Regions from separate parts of the Homo sapiens genome. Here all the other regions are linked to region 1. The links are chromatin contacts, found by Hi-C or POLR2A ChIA-PET in ENCODE. All regions are on one chromosome and are shown on one strand. The core of a region is the stretch at or near the end of the contact, and the rest is flanking DNA. Distances in the headings are between cores, read along the strand shown. Region 1 holds the start of EHBP1 (EH domain binding protein 1). Region 2 holds the start of REL (REL proto-oncogene, NF-kB subunit). Region 3 holds the start of LINC00309 (long intergenic non-protein coding RNA 309). Region 4 holds the start of PAPOLG (poly(A) polymerase gamma). Region 5 holds the start of SANBR (SANT and BTB domain regulator of CSR). Region 6 holds the start of AFTPH (aftiphilin). Region 7 has its middle 57 kb from the start of MIR4433A.

Region 1 (2,700 bases), core at 51-2,550:
ATGAATGGCCCAGTCAAGAACACTATGATATACGTGACAGGATGAGTGGGAAGGGGTTCCCTCATGGAGACATCACCATGCCACCTCAGGGGCTATATGATGGGTATTCTGGAGGGCTGAAAAGCAAAACAAAGACAAAAAGAGAAAGAATATGAGGAGAGAATCATGAGAAATGACTAACCACCCATGTTAAATAACGCTGCAAAAGACCATCCCAGTTCTCTGCATGTCTTTTAAACAATGAAACAAAACACTGACCTCAAAAGCCAGTAACATCAAGGATGCAAGACACCAAGGAAGAAATTACAATTCACACCGAAGACGTGGAGCGACACATCAGGTAGTCAGCACCAACAACAATCCAGAGAGACGGTAACTCGGGGCCCTACCTCCCCCTGTTAGCATCACTGAAGGGCGAGCAGAGCGGGAAAGTCTAGGGATGCTGTTTAATGTCCACCGCCAGAAAGAGGGAGAAGTGGAGTATTTTTTAATAAACTTTGTTTTTCAGTCGATAATTAATAGCCTCAAGTCCGACAATATGTGCTTGGAACAAATTAGGGAGCCAGGAGGAATGCTATTTTTCAGTCGGAGGGAGGAAATGGATGGGGAACGAGGAGTGGAGGGAAATCTCCAGGCAGAGAGAGGGCAATGTCCCGGCTCCAGGCCACTTGGGCTCCTTCGCTGCCAACCGGAGGGAAATGGAAACTCCTGCCTGGGGGTGAAGCAATGACCAGCGGGGCAAGTGGACTGTGCAGGGTGCGGTGCCTCCCTCCCCCATCCTCAGGGAAACAGTCCGCCGGAGCCCAGTCTCCTCACGCACGGAGCCCAGACCCCTGCCCCCCAGCGGAGACAGGCGGTGGCTCGTCCGCGGTCCCTGTCACCCAGGCGATACCAGAAGACCCCAGCCCGGACCCCGAGCCCCGGCCCCGCCGCTCGTCCACTCCCGCCCCCTCCTCACACCTCTAATCCCGCTGTCGGGCTGAGTCTGGCCCCGTTCCCTTCTCATAGCCGCTCCTCCGTCGCCGCCGCAGCAGCAGCCGCCGCCGCCACCGAGTCCTCCATCCCCGCCGGAGCCACATGGAACAGCCAAGCCAGCCACGGCGCTCGCGGTAGCCGGGATCTGCAGCCCCTCAGGCGGACGGCGCCCCTCACGCCCACCCCCTCCCTGACAGATCGCCCCGCGACCGTCCCCCACCCTACCAAGCCCTGCCAGAGCCACCGCTCAGCGCCCAGCACCCCCTCCCCCGCCTTTCTCCTCCGCCACCATCATCATTACCTCCCCCGCCGCACCTCTCACACTAACCCTACCCACGGCAGCTCAACCTCCACCGCCCCGCCGCCATTGGCCAGGCCCCGCGCGTGCCCCGCCCACCTCGGCGGCCGGGTCTTACAGCGGCTGGGGCACCTCATTGGTAGAACTGCCTGCCCATCACAGGGGCTCCGCCTTGCCCTTGCTCGGGAGGTGGTTTTTCCCCGAAGCCGGAATGCGACGCACAGGCTACCTTTTTTTTAAAAAAAAAAAGAAGGAACCGACTAAGGACGATCCCGCCCGTTCTTCTGATTGGCTTGGAGAGGGAAGCGATAGGCGGGAGGAATAGGGAGTGTTTATAGTGAACTGCAAGGTGATTGCAGAAGGTGGCTGTCCGTCAAAGGCGCCGCTGGTGCGGGGCTGGGTTTCTGGCCCCTAAGGGTGATTGCAGACCTAGAGATTGGCTTCGCTGCAGCTGTGGGCAGTGCAGCTGCCTGTGGGTTTCTCTCCTGTTCTCATCTCCGCCAGGACCTGGGCGCGCCCTCTCCTCCGCCACTGGCAACTAGGGTTTTTGCGCATAGCCTTTATTTCACCAGTTCCTCCTGGGATCTTACCTGACAACCTGAAGTAATGACCCTGTCAGGCACCCCCCGACACCCCGGCCGCTCCCCGCCCAACATAGAGTCAACTGGTCTTCAGTGGGATTGAATCAGCTGAGCTAGACACAAAATGTGTACAGTACAATTTCTTATTGTTCGGAGTCTTCAACATTTCTTTGAATCTTGGTTTCCTCTTCGCTGTCGGACTCTTTTGCCCCTAGTGAGAACTGTAGATGGATTTGGGAACAGCTAGCATATAAAAAGGGTGGTCAAAGGCAAAAAGGAGGAGGCAGAGTGAGGGCAGGGACACTCAATCTTGTTAAAAGAGCCAAGGGCCCTTTTGAGAATATGAAAGCTACAGATACTTTCTCAAGGGGGAAAAAGTGTTCTGTCTCAAAACACAAAAAATTGTTTTCAGTTTTAGGTGGTTCACAGACCCCTGGTGTGGAGAAAGAGGACAAAGAATGAAACTTCAGGGGAATCCTAGCATCTAAGGAATAAACAGAGTAAAATGGGAAAGAGACCGAGAAGGAATAATCAGAGAAGTAGGCGCATCAGCAAGCTATGGGCAGACAGTTTGGAAAAAAAAGAGAGGCAAGCTAACATAAAAAGAAAGCAAGCGGGATGGGTTCTGGAAACAAGGATCATTCAATCTTACGAAGGTTGGAAAGCAGGGTGCATGGACAAAGTAGCTTGAAAGGTGTTAGGGTCTAGGGAGGATTCTTTCAGGGACAGGAAGAGAGAGCAGTGATGGGTGAGAATTGAGTCCATCTGTAGACATTGGGGGCCAAGACAAAGTGGAGAGACATGTTGAAGAATCAAGAGAGATGGGGAGACAGATATAAGGCTTGA
Region 2 (2,700 bases), core at 172-2,671, 1.8 Mb after region 1:
CGTCCCCCTCAACCTTAAGCTCCAGGCAGCCCCAACCACATCTGTGTATATAGGAGACTTTCTTGCTCTGCAATGTTTCTTACAAACTTATTCCCCCCCAAAGGGAGAGATCGAGCATTTATTAAGGGAAAATATATAGTCACATAAGTGATAAAGTTGTATTCATTCCTACTCATTATTTTAAAGCTCGGATATTCTAAAACTCCTCTTTCCCCTTATTTCCAGCGAGGAGGAAGGGGGATTCAACGTCTCTATTCGTCAGATTAGGAACCTTGAGCTTTATCTCACAGTAAAAACTACATTTTTTTTTTTTTTAAATAGAGACAGGGTCTCCCTCTGTCGCCCAGGCTGGAGTGCAGGGGCGCGATCTCGGCTCACTGCAACCTCCACCTCCCAGGTTCAAGCGATTCTCCTGCCTCAGCTTCCCGAGTAGCTGGGATTACAGGCGCGCGCCACCACGCCCCGCTGATTTTTGTATTTTTAGTAGAGACGGGGTTTCACCATGTTTGCCAGGCTGGTCTCAAACTCCTGACCTCTGGTTATCCACCCGCCTCGGCCTCCCAAAGTGCTGGGAATACAGGCATGAGCCACCGCGCCCGGCCTACACTTGGTCGAAGCAACATTAACACTTAAAATACCACGGATTTTCTAATTCGTGTTAAAATACCACGGATGATTTTTAAAGCCGTGACACATTTTGTACAACTGTCAGTACAAGGGGGATCACCTCTTTGCATTTGATGAAATTAAACTAAAAAGGGGGAGAGAGCTTGCCCGAGGTCTGAAGGTTCCTCATTCCTGTTCTAAAACATAAAACCACCATCTTCAATACATATACATTTTTAATGAGAACTCTTCGTCCTCCTTTGGTTCGCTTATGACTTCCCTAATCCTAAAATCAAGTCGTTGGGAATTTCTAAGGTTCCTGCTATGACAACAGGATCGAATTACAGAGCGTGGCTTGGATTCTGCACGCAAACCCTGAAGCAGGTAACTTTTTTAAAAGCTGACAATTTTACCATATGAGATTTTAAAGACAGAACGCGCCCCAGCAAAAACTGAGCTCCCTAAACTCACTGCGGCAGGACCCCCTTCAGAAGAGCTCCTTTCCCCCGGCCCAGGCCCGCGCCCCATGAACACTCACCGGAGGCCATGGCTCCGCTCCCCGCACCTTCCCGCAGGCAGCTCCCAGCGTCCTGGCCGGAGGCGGCCGCAGTCAGTCAGTCAGGAGGCCGAGGGACCTCTGCCGGCGGGGCCCCCAGTCCCCCGACCACCCTAGAGGCCTCCTCCTTCTTCCCGCCCTCCGCTGGGTTTGCGGCTCACACCTTCCCAACCCCTGAATTCTTGCACCCCGGGTCACCCAGCGTCGCCGTCCACCGTACGGGAGCCAGGGGCAGGGGGCGGAGCGGGGAGAGCCGAGTGCTGGCCCAGCCGAGAGGCGAGCAGCCTGGCGGGAGGGGAATTTCCCGCGGCTGACGTAGGCCCGACGCAGCAACCCTCACCCGGAGGCGTGGGCGGGGCGACCTCGCGGCCGCCGCGCGCGCGACCGCCCCCAGCGCCCCGCCCCTGCCTGTCCCCGCGCACGCTCCCCGCCGGCCCCCACGCATACGCCCCCGGCGCTGCTGCGGCGGCTGGCTTGGGAGGGGGTCGAGGGAGCGGGAGCTTGGGGTGGGCTTCGGGAGCGCAGGGAACGGCGGGAGCCGGGAGGTGACGGCTAGCAGCGTGAGAAGGCCGCTGGCTCCTGAGAAATCCCCCTCCTCCAGGTTGTTCTTCCGAGTGTGGTTTAAAGTTCAGGAGCGGGCGGGAGGGTGCGGATGACGTAGAGAGGGCCGGCCGCTGGGGAGCTTTTGGGGGCGCGCGGGGCCGACTCTCCCGGCCTGGGAGGGCGACGGCCGGGGTTTTCGAGAGGTGGTTCCCCCTCTTCCCGACTTCGCACATGCAAATCTCCACCCCCGCGCCAGCGGCGGGACGTTGCGCCCTGTAGGGGGAAGTGGTGCTGCGGCGGGGGTCCTGTCTTCTTCTGTAATTCCTGTATTTGCATACGGGGACCCCCCCCCCGACTGATTTTTTTTCCTCCATCTAAATTGCGAGGGTACTGTGAACTTTACGTATTTTACCTACTGAAACCCGTTTAAACTCAAAAGGTCCGCACTTGGAGTTCGTTGTCTCATTAGGCAGTGCACTGAAGTTTAGTGGACACTATATCCTGAGATTTCACACAGATGCCAAGAAAGGCGGAAATGGAGCACACATTTAGTGCATTAAAGGACCTAGGATAACTTCGTTTCCTTCATTTGAATAGTACCTGCTATGCATCAGATAATGTCCATACTTAATCTATGACGTATTTATTATTCCTAACTTTATAGATGAAGTATTCGGGGTTCAGAGAAGTTACTTCAACATACAGTACTTCAGAATGCTGATAAAAGGCACAGTTTAAAGCCAGGGTTGTCTGACTCCAAAGCTCCATGCCCTTGCCCCTGTCCCTTACTAGTTAAAATTAGTACGGAGAGGTAATGGGGAATATCAGCCTGCCATACAAGTGCCCAAAACTGGGGGACCCATATGGGCAAATAATTTAAAATATCCTGCCAACCCCAAACTGTTCTTTCCACGAAATGCGCAATGTACAACAAAAGAATGAAACAGTTTTATTATTGGATATGTACTAAAACGTACCATGATGCACATCACAGG
Region 3 (2,700 bases), core at 150-2,649, 1.5 Mb before region 1:
AAGTGTTGTAAAGTACTAGATTTGGGAAGACTTGTTTTTTTCTCAAGCACAATGGGATGAAAGCCTAAACCTGGCGTTGCTTGTTTAGCCCTCTCTAGTTGCAGAGCCACCACTAAGAAGATGCCTTGGAAACAGTGAAGATAAGAAAACCATGTCCCCTTTAGCACAAAAGAGGATCGGTGCCCCCTTTTCCAAATACCACTTTTGGTCAAGCCAGGGTCCTCTGGGTCGCGCCACGTTCCTTCCCTGGCCTGGGCATTGTGCTGATTAGAATCTTGCTCTCTTTCTACCACCTGATTATTTGAAATGATAACAGCCTGTATATTTGCAACTTCAAGGCTAGGATATAGTTTCCTAGTGATTAAAAAATAAATAAGATTTACTCCACTCACCCACCCCTGGCCATAATAAAGCTACAGCTATGAATCAGACCCACCAATATTTGAATCTCAACCCCTTGACTTACTAGTTAGGTAGTTTGGGCCATTTTTTGTTTGTTTGTTTGTTTGTTTGTTTTTTCAAGACGGAGTCTCACTCTGTCACCCAGGCTGGAGTGCAGTGGCGTGATCTCGGCTCACTGCAAGCTCCACCTCCCAGGTTCACGCCATTCTCCTGCCTCAGCCTCACGGGTAGCTGGGACTACAGGCGCCCGCCACCACGCCCGGCTAATTTTTTGTATTTTTAGTAGAGACGGGGTTTCACTGTGTTAGCCAGGAAGGTCTCGATCTCCTGACCTCGTGATCCGCCCGCCTCGGCCTCCCAAAGTGCTGGGATTATAGGCGTGAGCCACCGCGCCCGGCCGGTAGGTTTGGGCCATTTTAACCTTCCAGGGCCTTGGTCTTCTCACTGTTTTTGTTTTGTTTTGTTTTAAACGGAATCATTTTGCCTACCTTCATGGGTGAGGATCAAGTTAAGTCAATGCAGGTAAACTATTAGGCAACTAGTCAACTCTCAACATTTGGTGGTTATCAGAGTTCACTATGTGGATGAAGACAATACAGCTAGGAGCCCTCCTAGACAAACCCTGGAGAGGAAGAGCTGCTGCAAAGTGTGCAGGAAGCAGGGGGCACCAATGCAGATTTTGCACCCCCTTTCCTCAGGAACTCCCAGGAACAGCCAGGTCACTCCCCAAGCTGCTTCCAGCACCCCCTCGTGTATGCTGATCACTCCTCCAGTGGAAGTGAAAATATTTAATACTTGGAGAACTTTGCAAAGGTCAACTGTGGCTAATAATCCATCCCCCAAGAACCTCATACCACAAGAACACAGACACACGTGCACACATGCATGCACAGACACTCATCTGGCTTAAGAGCATCAAGAGTCAAGGAGGTAGAGCAATTCCAGAACATTATTTTCTCTAGATGTCAACTTCCACAGAGCAGGGCCAGAGAGATTCTGGGACCTGTCCCCAGGGGAATTATTTCTAATACCCTTGATAAAATGTACAAAGCTAGGGTAGGAAGTAGCAAGGTGACAGCAGTGGTTAGGTGGAAAGTTTCTCTAAGAGAAAGAACTAATGAATTCGTTCAATTGAAGCTTTTTAAATATATTTATTCCTGTCACCTTTCAAGTCAGCAGCTTTTTCCAGGTGACATGGCAAAAGGGCCTGGCAAGTGCACAGGGTTAAGCCAAGGACTATCAATACTGCTCCCTAAAATATTTTCACCTCTGGTTTTGGGGATCTGCTTCTTCTCGGGGTCTCTCCTGCTGCTTTCCTGGTAATAGCACCTAAGAGACCCATGAAACAAATCCCCAGTTCAATACAAATTTATAGCTGAGTAAATATGAGCATAGGCTTTAGGAATCCACAGAATTGGAGCTTTGCTTAATACCAGCCGGGAAAATGTGGTTGTCAGTTAACCTCTCAGAGCCTCTTCGAGGCTTGGTTCGCTCATCTATTAAATGAGTCTGAATAAGCCCTACTCCTCCAGGTTGTTGCTAGCATCAGACGAGAAATGTATGCAAAGCCCCAGTGCCATGGCTGACACACAGGAAACATTCAACAAGTGGTAGTGCATTTTCACTAAGTAAAAGGAGTAATGATTTCTTTAGTGGTTTCTTTTAACACAGGGGTTTCTATCCATCCCAAATAGAGGATAGATATTCTAATAAAACAATCATTTATGTGATTTGTGATTACACCGTACAACTCAAGTTCCTGTGGAATGTTTAGCGTAATCAATCCGAAGCTCTCAGCAAGCTCCCTGGGCCTGATTTTCAAATCCAATGTTACTGTAGCAAAGAACTAAAGGAGGGGAAGAAAAGCACCACTGTATTAAATACACCCTCCTCCCCTTTTTCCTAAAGGCTGTTTGTCCCCTTCTCTTGATAAATCTTCAGTTCCCAGAGAGCAGAGACTCTTGGGAAACAGGAAGTAGCAAAATGCCAGTGAGAAAATCCCCAGATGAAGAGCAGCAACAAGTCTCCGGGCAACAGTGTGGTCAAAAGGGGGAAATTCCCCCATCAGCGCTCAAAAACAGTCCCTCAGGAAAGCTTAGTGAAGGTTAATTTGGGAAATTCCCTCAGAGGCCATAGAACAGAAACGGAAAACTGCTGTTTAAGAGAAATCTGAACGGAGCAAGCCAGTTCGTGGCTGCCTGGGGTGCTCTCTGCGTGAACCGCGCTGCTGCTCCAGCCTGACTTCCCCCTTTTCATCCTGATCCTGAGGGCAACCCCGAAGGGGTCCAGTTGCCAGAG
Region 4 (2,700 bases), core at 58-2,557, 1.9 Mb after region 1:
TACTATGTTGTGCTAAAGAAGTTACAGAATTCCAAGTGTGATACGAGTTATATAAAGTTTAAAAACAACTAGAACTATGCCAGTTATTATGAACACATGTGTATGTAGTAATAGCATTAAAAAACATGCAGCTCCCATGATTCGAGGGCGGAAAAAAAAGAAGTAAAATAAAAAACAGGCAGCAACGATAAACATCAAATTCAAGACTGTGGAGACATCTGGAGCAAGAGATGATTGGGACCAGAGAAGGAGGTAGGAGAGTCCTTCAGATGTATCTGGAATGCTTGATTTCTTTTTAAAATAAATACACAGATACGTATATACACACCGTGTGTGTGCGTGTGTGCATGTACGTGTATGTGTGTACAGTTACGTTTTGGGAGAAATGGGTGGTGGCTCCACAAATGATGCTTATGTTATTCTCTACATTTTTCTGCATGTTTAAATTATTTCCTAATAGACCAAAATGGAAGAAGCTACAACAAAATCTTGCCAAGTACGGGAACTGTTTCTGACTTATCAAAGTGTGAACAAGAGGTACAGACCGGTAGATGTTGTGGGTAGGTGGGGAAGCAGGGGGTGAGGGAGAGGGTGGGGACGGCGGTGAAAAGACTGTAGCCTCATATGAAAGAGAAACCCTTGGGCTGCGATAGGTCTTTCACTCCTGAAGACCTGGAGACAGCCGGTCGGGAAGGGAGGAGGGGGAGGCAGGGGGATGGTATTTGCGCCAATGCAGACAGGAGCAGACGGGCTCAGACAGTGCTGGGGGCAGGCGAGTGACCGACAATTTCTCCCTACGGACACAGGCACCTCTTTCCCTCCTCATCCTTTTCTGAGGGCGTCCTCGGAGGCGGGACAGCTGGGGACTCCCGGAGTCCCCGAGTCCGTGCAGGGGTGGCCAGGTGAGCCGCCGGGTTTAGGGGAGGTGCCCTTGCGGACCGGCCGGGAGCCGGGAAGGAGACCATCCCGGCGAGCTGCGTGCAGGGCGCAAGGGACAGGGAACGGAAACAAGGACACAGTCGGACCACCTCAGCTCACCCCTACCCGCCTCACCCCAACCGCCGCCCCCCACCACTTACGCAGACATCTCTTTCATCGCTTCCTGCGTCTCCCTCTCCAGCGAGTGTTTATCGCTCTGGAGTCCTGTTCTTGCTGTTCCCTTCTCCCCCTGTTCACTTTCCTCCGGTCGCTAGTAGCTCGCTTGCTCGCTCACTTTCCCACTTACTATGGCTGAGGCATCCAACCGAGTAGTGAAAACACCACAAAACCGGCTCTATTTATGACAATACAGCGCGGCCGACGCCAATATGGCGCCGCTTCCCAGCCTGCCTCTCGCAGGTCTCAGCCCCGCCCCTGGAGGTCTGGACCACCCTCAGCCACGCCCCCTCTGCCTTTAGGTCCCGGGAGGCTCCGGGGCCCCGCCCACAAGCTCAGGGCTCTCAGTATACCGTTGGTTCGAAGGAGTATTTATTTGGTACTCTCCTTTGTCCGCGGTACTGTCAATGCCGGTAGACCGCTTGGAAGGAAATTTGGAGATATGTTTTCCTTGCCTCTCGAATGGCAGCATATATCATACATTTTTTAAAAAGGTCACACCCTTGCCTAGCAAAAACTATTTCAACGCCTCCGTTATCCTACATCTTTGATTTAATTATAGTTATACATAATTAACTCACCAGTTGAGATTTTGTCTCGAAAGGGTCACACCCAGGAACATACGACTTTCACACAAGTATCCCAGGGAAAAACAAGCTTGTAAATTGGAGGCTTAACTGTTCACTTCACCCCTAAGTACCACCTTTGATTAGTGACATTCTGGCATTTAGCTGACAGAGGTTGAAAATAGTAGCTAGCAGTTTGCAATAGGATAAATCCCAGGCTGAAACAAAAATCTTACACTTTTAAATAGTGGAAATCATGTTCGATGTGAGTGTGGGGATGAAAATGAGAAAATAATAACCAATTTTAAAATGCTGAAAGGTAGAAGTAATTTCAAGCACTAAATCATTACAAAGAAAAGGAAGTCAAGAACTGCTTGCTCTTGAACATAACTCAGAGTCACAGTAAATAGAGGAGATTACTTGCTGATTAATTCATTAAAAAATATTTATTGAGGCAAGATACAGTGGCTCACACCTGTAATCCCAGCACTTTGGGAGGCCAAGGTGGGAGAATTGCTTGAGGCCAGGAGTTCGAGAACAGCCTGGGCAACATAGTGAGACCCTGTCACTACAAAAAGTTTTAAAAAAATTAGCTGGGCATGGTGGCCCATGCCTGTAGTCCCAGCTACTCAGGAGGCTGGGGTGGGAGGATCTCTTTGAGTCCAGGACGTGGAGGCTGCAGGAAACCAGGATGGCACCACTGCATTCCAGCCAGAGTGATAGAAGGAGACCCTGTCTCAAAAAAATAAATAAATAAATAAATAAATAAAAACTACAAAACATATTTTTGAAAACCTGAGCAAGGTGCAGTGGCTCTTGCCTGCAATCCCAGTGCTTTGTGACGCCAAGGCTGGTGGATCACTTGAGGCCATGAGTTCTATTAAGACCAGCCTGGCCAACATGGCAAAAACCCATCTCTACTTAAAAGCAACAACAAAAACCTGACGTGGCCTGGTGTGGTGGATCACACCTGTAATCCTAACATTTTGGGAGGCTGAGGCGGGTGGATCACTTGAGGTCAGGAGTTCGAGACCAGCCT
Region 5 (2,700 bases), core at 120-2,619, 1.6 Mb after region 1:
AATGAGAAAAAAGTTTTTCTGTTGACTTTCTCTTTATACAACTGTACTAGGCAAGGGAAGACCCCCCAGCATTAATTCTAGTTAAATGAATGTCCAAGAAATCAGAGTCTGAATTTAAGTATAAAAGGCATAGCATTGATGGATAATCCTTAATAAAACATAAATTATCTCGAAATAGCTGTTATAGTGCACCTCATTCAGGAAAGTATAAATTTATCAAAAACGGTGACAAGAAAAAGCTCAAAGTTCAAATTACTATGAAATCCACTCCCATTCATAAAATATCAAAATCTTGACAATATTTAAGGTAAAATACGTTATTTACCAAAAATAAAAATCCAATATGTTTAACAGACTTCATTTTTTAAGAACATACTTCCCCTCCCCTCCCCGACCCCCTTCTCTTGGTTTATGTATTTAATATACATGTATTAATTAAGAAGACTAGTCTAAGTCACTTCCACACCAGATAGAGGTCTACAACAGGAATCTGATATATTTTTTTCTTATTTCAAATAGAAAAAAAAGCTCTTGGAGACAGAGACGTTTTCCCTTAGCCAGTGGAAAGATGGGAAGAGAGGGGGCCCCGTGGGGCAGGCAGGCAGGCAGGTCAAAGGCCTCTGGCCTAACAGAGGGCGGCGGTAACACCGAGTCATCCCGGACCGGGAAGAAGCCTTGTACCCAGGCTTCCTGACTTCTGCACACACAGGAGATCGGAGTCAGCTGGAGGAGAAAGTAAAATCACATCCCAGAACCGGCATGAGGTCAAAGCCAGTCAAACCTTGGGCCCGGAGGCTCACTACGCGGCGCGTCCTCGGGGCACCCCCAGACCTTCGCGCCCCGCTCCCGCCCGTGGAGGCACAGAAACTCCAGGGGCGCAGAGCGGACAAAGGCGCCGGGCAGCGGGAGCGAGGCGGGGCAGAGGCCCGGGGCGCGGCCGGGCGCGCAGAAGCTGGGGTTCCCGCCGCTGTGCGCGGGCGGGACGGTCTGCAGGGACATGGACCGGGCGGGTGACGGGACGCGGGCCAGCTGGCTGCTCGAGGCGCGGCCGGCTGAGGCTGTGCACGGGGGCGTTCGGGGGCGTTTGGGCAAGTGGGACCCCGCCCGGGGTGGGAAGCCGCGGCGGGAGCCGGCTGGCTGTGAGCGGTACCGCCCCATGCCGCACTTCCCGCCCCGCGGTGGGCACCCGAGCCCCCTCGGCGTCTCGCTCACCTCCACAGGGCCGCGGCTGCCCTCGCAGCGCCTCTGTTACCTGCAGTGGTCGGCACCGCCCGCGCTCGCGCCCTGAAGCTGCCGCTACCGAGCCCGCAACCCCGTCCGCAGCGCCTCACACCCCGCCCCCGCCCGCTTGCAGGCGGCTGCGGAGACTAGCGCCGAGGGGTGGGGGAGCCGCCGAGCCGACGCCGCCCGGCCAATCGCGGGCCAGCGCCGCAGCGGCGGAGCCAATGAGCGCCGAGCCCCTGCCGGGCGGGAGGGCACCGGAGGGGCGGCGGCGGCTGACTGTCGCCTTGCCTTGCCTGCTGCTTCTCCTTCCTCCTCTGGCATACACTCCCAGGCTTGTCGCAGTGCAGCGTCCCCACCCTCCCAGCGTCTTGTCTCTTAGCAACCAGATCCTAGGAGCCTGATCTTAGGTGACCAACCCTGAGTCCAGAAGAAAGGGGGATATACAGGAGATAAAAGATTAAAGAATGGATGAAATTGTTCTTGGTGCAGATCATTTGGTACACCGCTTAGGTAGAGCGGAAAGATCGCATGATGAGGGACACCGAAAGTATCTTTTAGACCAAGGTCTTTGGGTAAGGACCTGAAGTGTCTTTACCAGGAGGTAGCTCTTTAAAAATGTAAATAGCTCTGGATTACAAATTCGGTTTTCATACATTAATAGGGTGTGTGTGTGTGTGTGTGTGTGTGTGTGTGTGTGTTATTGTGAGGAACACTACTATTGGGCATCTAGTAAAATGCAAACGGCTCAATATTGTAGGGTAACTGCTACATGTCAACATTTCTATCTAATTTCCACTTGGTCTATTCTGAGAACCAAAATTAAATGTTAGGATTAGAAAGAACAGAAAAAGTAAAGCCTTAACCAAATGAATAATTACTACGAGATCTGATGATTAAGTAGAGATTAAGTGGTTCACTGTACAGAATGTCAGGAGTTTTTACCAATTGTATCATCCTGTGACTTTCTGCAGATCTTTTACGATTTTTGTTCCACAAAGACATTAAAGTGGCTGGGTGCGGTGGCTCACACCTGTAATCCCATAATCCCAGCATTTAGGGAGACCAAGACGAGAGGATTGCTTGAGCACAGCCTGAACAACAAAGTGAAACCCTGTCTCTACCAAAAAAAAAAAAAAGTTGTTTTTTTTTTAAGTTAGCTGGGCGTGGTGGCCCCAATGAGCTATGTTTGCACCACTGCACTCCAAGCTGGGCAACAGAGTGAGACCCTGTCAAAAATAAAAATAAAAATAAAGTTAGGCAAGTGTCGTATCATAAGATGTTAGGTTAAGTCAGGTAAATTCTTTTTTTATTTTTTTGAGATGGAGTCTTGCTCTGTTGCCCAGGCTGGAGTGCAGTGGCACCGTCTGGGCTCACTGCAACCTCCACCTCCCTTCAAGCGATTCTCCTACCACAGCCTCCTGAGTAACTGGGATTTACAGGCGCATGCCACCATGTCCAGCTAATTTTTTGTATTTT
Region 6 (2,700 bases), core at 168-2,667, 1.8 Mb before region 1:
ACTGTGTTAATTATATTAACATAATAATGTTGAAACATTTGTTGTCCCTAGAGTTTAGCATATATTTTAATGTCTAAGAGGTTAACTGAAAGCAACAATTAAGTGTAGCATCAAAGATAAACTCTGTGTCTCCCCTCCACCAAATAAAATCCTCGGAATAGGAGGTGGAAGGAAGACTTACACTGTAGGAAAAGTTGAAAACCAAAGTTCTACTTTACTTCTCCTAAAGTGAGAACTTTGAAACGGAACCATTACTTTTGTTTCATCCCCCCGCCCAGTAAAAAATTTACATGTATGAGTCAGTTCTTCCCTCGGCCCCAACAGAAAAGATTCAGTATAACCAAGCTATAACTTGCACAAAGCAACAAGGAAAAAAAAACCTTGCTATCCCCATTACTTTCCTAATAGAGCAAGGACCCTACCACCCCTCACTCCATACTCTGCCTCTGCCCCAAGCAAGACGCAGCACCTGCCAAACCAGGCACTTAAGGAATATGGTCCAACTTTTCAAACGCAAACTGGAGAGGAGACGCAGATAATTTCTTGAAGAGTGCAAGAAGACAGCAGAAAAGGTACTCTGAGGAAGGGATGCGTGAGCTTTGGGGCTGTCCCCTCTGCCTGTTGGAGGATTCCAAATTCGCTTGCTTCAGAGACCCTTGGAAGCAGCACACTCAGGTCGCGGCCAGCCTCGGGCCTCGGTGAAGGAGGCAGTGTTTACACCTGTCACGAGGGAGGGGGAAGGAGAGCGAAGAAGCCCAAGCAAAGCCCCAAACTTCTGAACAGCTCCCTGGAGAACGCAGCCAGCGCGGAGCTTTGGGAGGTGGAAGCAAAGGGGCAGGGAGAGCCGGCGGTGGCCGGGGAGGGAAGGACTCCCACTTACCCGGCCGGTGCCCGGGATGGCGAGGAGGGGGCCGTGCGCTTCGGGCGCCACCAGCGGCGTTCCCGCACTCGCCGCAGAAGAGAGCAGAGCCGGGAGCCCGCAGGCCCGCAGAGCCAGCTCCGTCCTCACAGCTCCCGGCTCCGCGGCGGGCAGATGCTCCCGGCCCGGGTGAGGGTCTGGCTGCTGGGCCGGGCCTGGTCCCCGCACCCTCTTTCCCCGGCGCAGCTAGGGGAGCGGAGCGGCGGCGCTTACCTGGCTCCTTCGGGGCGGCTGCGATGGGCATGGCTCAGGGGCCCGGGGAGGAACTGACTCCCCGGGGAAGGACCGTCTATTCCGACGCGGAACTGGTGAGAGCGGAAGGCCGGCTGCTCACAGCCCTGTCAGCGCAGCAGCACCATGGACGCCCACCCGGAGTTTCACCGCTGCCGCGGGACCCCCATCCCACTACCCTCCGCCCTCTTCCGCCGCCGCCGCCGCCTCCTCCACCTCCTCCGCGGAGACCCCCCGCCCACTCCACACACTCTCCCATCATGCAGCGGGGGAACCGCTGCCGCCGACACGTCACTTCCGGGCGCAGGTGGCTAGGTCGGGACCGGGCGCTGGTGGGTGCTGTGGGGTGGGGGAGGACACTCCAGGGGAATTGGTGTCACAGAACGCTTATCCCTGCGCAGGCGCTGTCGTGCAGAGCGCCGACCGCCATTTTGGGTGCGGGCAAGCTGCCCTTTCCTTTTACTTCCTTGCGAGTCATAGAGCTGTAGGGGGATAGACGTCTTCCCGCACTCAGGCGCCGGTTGAGGCTGCGCTCCTGGCGAAGGACAGGTGCTCCTTTCAGCCGGTTAACGTTCAGCTCAAGACCGGATTAAGTCTCTTGCTCTCCAAATAAAATTGTAAAGGTTTGGAAATATAGAACCACATTTTTACCAAAAACCTACTAGAGAGCATTCGTCAGCTTGCCCTTTTCGCCCCGAAAAACGACTTTTTCATTCACAGCCTGTCTCTTCCTCTTTTTAAATTTATGCCGACAGAGGAAGAAGCTGATATTTAACAAATAACAAGAGGTTGCGATAAATAGAATTTAAGGTGGGAAAGCAGCCGCCAAACTGACAAATCGTCTTCGAGACCGACAAGAAAATAGTAGTCCGGAATTTGGCTAATGGATGGAGAAGGTGGTCGTTTTTCATAGACCCTTACGGAGAATATCTAGTGAAGCTAAAGAGATCACCATAAACTTATGCATTCAAACGCATTTCTGGAACAGAGGTCGTAACCGATTTTGTTTCCATCATCAGTCCTGAACAGTTGATTATTTATATAATCAACTGTTATTTATATAAAGGTAATAAAAATATTACCTTTCCTCCTCCTTTACAATGAATATCTGTTAGAACACCTGCCAGTGTAACAATCAGACTACAAGGCTACAGGATTATGATTACTGTCTCGGATGATGAGCCCGGGGTCCTACAAATCATGACCCCCGCCGGCCCCTCATTCTGCCCATATTTGCCAAACGTCTGCATCAGTAATTTGAATAATTTAAAATAGTTCCAAAACAGCAAAGCTCAGCAGTTACGCAAAGAAACAAGAATGGAAAACATCCCCTCAGGCACAGAGAAGTGTCCACCCCTTTGGGTGGAGGAATTATACAAATCAGGAGAAAGATAAGGACAATAGCAGTTCATCACGATTTATCCCGCCTCTGCAATGTTCTAGACAAATTAACTCGGAGCGCTCCAATGGACCCGCATTTGTCTCTTTACTATTCAATCGCTGTAAGATATACGGAGACTGCATCACTTTAAATGGGAGTATCAATTGCT
Region 7 (2,700 bases), core at 29-2,528, 1.6 Mb before region 1:
TCCTCCAGGCTCCCACTGAGTTTGCTCGGCTCTGAAGTTGGTCCTGGCTGCCCTCCCGCTGTTCAGCACTCACCCACATGGTCCTTCCTCTCCAACAATGCTGTCAGAAGACTTGCCACTCTGCTCCCAATATGTGCCTGGCCAGGGGCCAGGGACTGGCTGCCGACCCACTGACTACCACTGAGCCAGACCCATGGCTTCCCCTCCTAGAGCTGCAGCTGGCATTTCCTCTCTGCCCCCTGGTCCCTTTGGGCTGCAAAGGAGCCCTCTGGCTCATCTTAATCTAGGCATGGCTGGGGGCTGCTCTTGGGGTAGGCTTTAAAGCCTTCTTTGCTCCATTTTGCAAGTCAACACCCCGCACACCTGCTCTCTCCCTTCCTCTTCTCTCTGTGTTCATCTCTGATTCCTTCTGTTGTTATTTCTCCCCATCCCACCCCTTCAATCCATTGTTCCCATCTACACATAGATATATGTCAGGATCATGCCTCTCTGAGATATCCTCCTTTAACCTCATATACCCTCCTAGCTACTGCCCTAGTTTCTCTCTCCTAACAGTAAAACTTCTTGGAACAATCATCTTCACATATTCTCTCTTATTCCTGCCTTCCATTAATTCCCTTACTCGCTGCAACTTGACTTCTATCTGCACTGCTCCACACAAACTGCTGGAACCAAGGACCTGTGTCCCCGTATTGTAAATCCAGTAGACACTCCAGTCTTTACACGCTTGACTCCTCAACGGAATCAGACACAGCGACACGTGCTCTGTCCTGAAACGCTCCCATCTCCCTCTCCCATGGCATCCCGGACACCCTGTTTCCTTTCTAGCTCCTTCTTAGCTGCTTGCGGCAGTGTCTCTTTTTCTATCTGATCCATAAATGTTGCAATTTATCTGCACTCAGCTCTTCTTCCTGCCTTCTCTTCCTCAGATTTAGGGCCTAAATGATTTCATTACAGAAAAATGAAGTCATTTTTTTCTAACACATTTCAGTGTGGACTGGGATTCATCGCTAAAGGACAGGCAAACATAAATCTTTCATCTCAAACCATGATAAGTGCTTGGAAGGAAAAATTTAAACAGAAAGACTGGGGGAGAGCCTAACTCGGCCTAATTCACACTGGGGTAGGAGTAGGGCGGCCTCCCGAAGGAAGCAACATTGGAGCTGAGACCTGACGGAGGAGGGGAAGTTGCACAGGTGCAGGGTCAGAGGAGAAGCAAAAGCGAAAGCAAATGAAACAAAACAATAAGTGGTAAAGGCTCACACAGATGACACACATATCCCTACCTTCAACCCAGACCTCTTCTCTATGCTGTTGATTACTTATCTACCAACCCTTCCTACCTTCCGAACATTTCCATTCCGGCATCACTCAGGCATCTCAAAAAGTCTGGATTTCCTCACAGGCACTTGTTTTCTCCCCAGACTTCCTCTGCTGTGTAAATGGCTTCATTTTCCCACCAGTTGTTCAAATAGAAACCTGAGAGTTCTTACCAACTCTTCCTTTCCCTCACTCCGCACATCCAACCCAATGGCAAAACCTGTTCCTTCTACCACTAAAATATATCAAGAACCCATCCACTTGCTCCACTGCCCCCAGCCTGGTTTCAGCCACCATCTGCTCTCAACTGGAAGACTGCAATAGCCCTTCAACTGCACTCCTAACCTTTGCTCAGGACACCCCCCAACCCCATGCAAGAATTAATGTGAACTTTAAAGAACAGGAACTGCTTAAAAATTCTGAAACAGCTTCCCATGTCACTTAAATACAAATCCCCTGGCCCGCACTACAGAGTCCTGTGTGATCTGGCCCCTGCCTGTCCTTCCAACCTCACCTGGGCTGCCTTCCCCTTGCTCACTGGATTAAACTCTTATGGCCATCTTTCAGTTCCTCAAAGCCTTCCCTCTCTTGCAGGCTACTTGTCACAATTTAGGTGACTAAGGCCTATATTTTTCTCTAAAGCATTGAGTTCCCATTCTATGGAGTGGTAGAAACGTATCTCAGCCAACTTGGAGTTTCTTTCCTTCTCTGGCGTTCCTCGACAGTTAAGTTGTGCCAGGTCATTAGGCTGGTGAAGGCCTGTCAGTCTTCCGTCACCTGTCCACAAGGGTGTCCAATGAGACATCTTTTATTCTCATAATTGTAGGTCATTGAGGCACATAGATCACCACTCAGATGAGTTCCTGGTGTCTGTGCCCCTTCACAAATGGTGGGCAATCTCCTTGCGGCTTTCATGTCTCACTTGGGAGCCAGGACTCTGCCTGGCTGTGTAAGAACAGTTTGTTCAGACCCACTGCACAGCTATTTCCCAACCCCACTCCCCACTGGACCTCAGGACAGATGACATCTCTGGTCTCCTCCTGTCCCCTCTACCTCTCCTTCCACAGGCCTGGGGGATATTTTCTAGTCCAGGGGAGACCCTGCTCTCCTCAATCCCCACATCCCCCAAATATTTTGGCTATGACTGGAGTCCTATACAGTTCCCAGGGGGCTTTTAGCCTTTTAGGGACCAGAGCTAGGAAGATTCATTTCTTTCTGTTACATCAACCTTAAAGCAATGGGCACCGAGTGCCAAGCAGCTTGGCCTGAGGGATGGGCAAAGGGGAGAAATAACAGGAAACTAGGACATCAGTAAACATTCAGAAATACTGTATTATCCCACCCCATTTGTTCAATGCCCACCTCTCCCACTCTATTAGT

Evidence for each region. A loop is a pair of places that touch in the nucleus more often than their neighbours do. ChIA-PET counts read pairs that join two places held with the same protein, here RNA polymerase II (POLR2A). Pooled maps may share reads with other maps.
Region 2: a loop to region 1 is called in a map of CD8-positive, alpha-beta T cell, with 11 times the contacts of the local background. The contact joins the promoter of REL here to the promoter of EHBP1 in region 1. A Hi-C loop is called at or near these places in 3 of 168 maps with a recorded cell type or tissue (CD8-positive, alpha-beta T cell, ascending aorta and naive thymus-derived CD4-positive, alpha-beta T cell), 1 of 37 single-sample maps with no recorded cell type and 14 of 50 pooled maps.
Region 3: a map with no recorded cell type shows a loop between it and region 1 (5-fold over the local background). The contact joins the promoter of LINC00309 here to the promoter of EHBP1 in region 1. A Hi-C loop is called at or near these places in 1 of 37 single-sample maps with no recorded cell type and 5 of 50 pooled maps. POLR2A ChIA-PET finds 5 or more read pairs at or near these places in 1 of 52 experiments (activated naive CD4-positive, alpha-beta T cell).
Region 4: a loop to region 1 is called in a map of CD8-positive, alpha-beta T cell, with 12 times the contacts of the local background. The contact joins the promoter of PAPOLG here to the promoter of EHBP1 in region 1. A Hi-C loop is called at or near these places in 5 of 168 maps with a recorded cell type or tissue (CD4-positive, alpha-beta T cell, CD8-positive, alpha-beta T cell and naive thymus-derived CD4-positive, alpha-beta T cell), 3 of 37 single-sample maps with no recorded cell type and 11 of 50 pooled maps.
Region 5: a loop to region 1 is called in a map of naive thymus-derived CD4-positive, alpha-beta T cell, with 7 times the contacts of the local background. The contact joins the promoter of SANBR here to the promoter of EHBP1 in region 1. A Hi-C loop is called at or near these places in 1 of 168 maps with a recorded cell type or tissue (naive thymus-derived CD4-positive, alpha-beta T cell), 1 of 37 single-sample maps with no recorded cell type and 13 of 50 pooled maps.
Region 6: a map of naive thymus-derived CD4-positive, alpha-beta T cell shows a loop between it and region 1 (7-fold over the local background). The contact joins the promoter of AFTPH here to the promoter of EHBP1 in region 1. A Hi-C loop is called at or near these places in 1 of 168 maps with a recorded cell type or tissue (naive thymus-derived CD4-positive, alpha-beta T cell) and 10 of 50 pooled maps. POLR2A ChIA-PET finds 5 or more read pairs at or near these places in 1 of 52 experiments (GM10248).
Region 7: a map of CD4-positive, alpha-beta T cell shows a loop between it and region 1 (17-fold over the local background). The contact joins the enhancer-like site here to the promoter of EHBP1 in region 1. A Hi-C loop is called at or near these places in 1 of 168 maps with a recorded cell type or tissue (CD4-positive, alpha-beta T cell). POLR2A ChIA-PET finds 5 or more read pairs at or near these places in 1 of 52 experiments (activated CD4-positive, alpha-beta T cell).

What each region holds. Positions count from the first base shown.
Region 1 is chr2:62,704,313-62,707,012 of GRCh38, reverse strand. It overlaps EHBP1 (EH domain binding protein 1), which reads right to left and starts at 1,300. Exons shown (of 23, transcript NM_001142616.3): 1 at 961-1,300; 2 at 1-116. RefSeq lists silencers at 964-1,043, 1,164-1,423 and an enhancer at 1,454-1,593.
Region 2 is chr2:60,880,295-60,882,994 of GRCh38, reverse strand. REL (REL proto-oncogene, NF-kB subunit) reads right to left here and starts at 1,421. Exons shown (of 10, transcript NM_001291746.2): 1 at 1,145-1,421. The coding sequence starts at 1,154. It overlaps REL-DT (REL divergent transcript), which reads left to right and starts at 1,681. Exons shown (of 3, transcript NR_033980.1): 1 at 1,681-1,763. RefSeq lists an enhancer at 1,009-1,678 and a silencer at 1,287-1,826.
Region 3 is chr2:64,204,184-64,206,883 of GRCh38, reverse strand. LINC00309 (long intergenic non-protein coding RNA 309) reads left to right here and starts at 1,399. Exons shown (of 6, transcript NR_033837.1): 1 at 1,399-2,700. RefSeq lists an enhancer at 2,305-2,634.
Region 4 is chr2:60,754,875-60,757,574 of GRCh38, reverse strand. It overlaps PAPOLG (poly(A) polymerase gamma), which reads right to left and starts at 1,307. Exons shown (of 22, transcript NM_022894.4): 1 at 1,080-1,307. The coding sequence starts at 1,096. RefSeq lists an enhancer at 1,082-1,391.
Region 5 is chr2:61,064,540-61,067,239 of GRCh38, reverse strand. SANBR (SANT and BTB domain regulator of CSR) reads right to left here and starts at 1,369. Exons shown (of 22, transcript NM_001129993.3): 1 at 1,213-1,369. RefSeq lists silencers at 770-829, 840-1,189, 1,220-1,589 and enhancers at 479-978, 979-1,480.
Region 6 is chr2:64,523,045-64,525,744 of GRCh38, reverse strand. AFTPH (aftiphilin) reads right to left here and starts at 1,417. Exons shown (of 10, transcript NM_203437.4): 1 at 1,133-1,417. AFTPH-DT (AFTPH divergent transcript) reads left to right here and starts at 1,590. Exons shown (of 1, transcript NR_136167.1): 1 at 1,590-2,700. It overlaps MIR4434 (microRNA 4434), which reads right to left and starts at 232; the gene lies at 180-232. RefSeq lists enhancers at 538-1,038, 1,039-1,539, 1,641-1,860 and silencers at 911-1,160, 1,171-1,250, 1,281-1,440.
Region 7 is chr2:64,282,354-64,285,053 of GRCh38, reverse strand. No RefSeq gene overlaps it. Among named protein-coding and RNA genes, the nearest start is that of MIR4433A, 57 kb to the left of the region's middle. Within about 2 kb of position 1,278, at least 11 of the 41 ENCODE cell types and tissues checked have a DNase peak (open chromatin) inside an H3K27ac peak, as active enhancers do.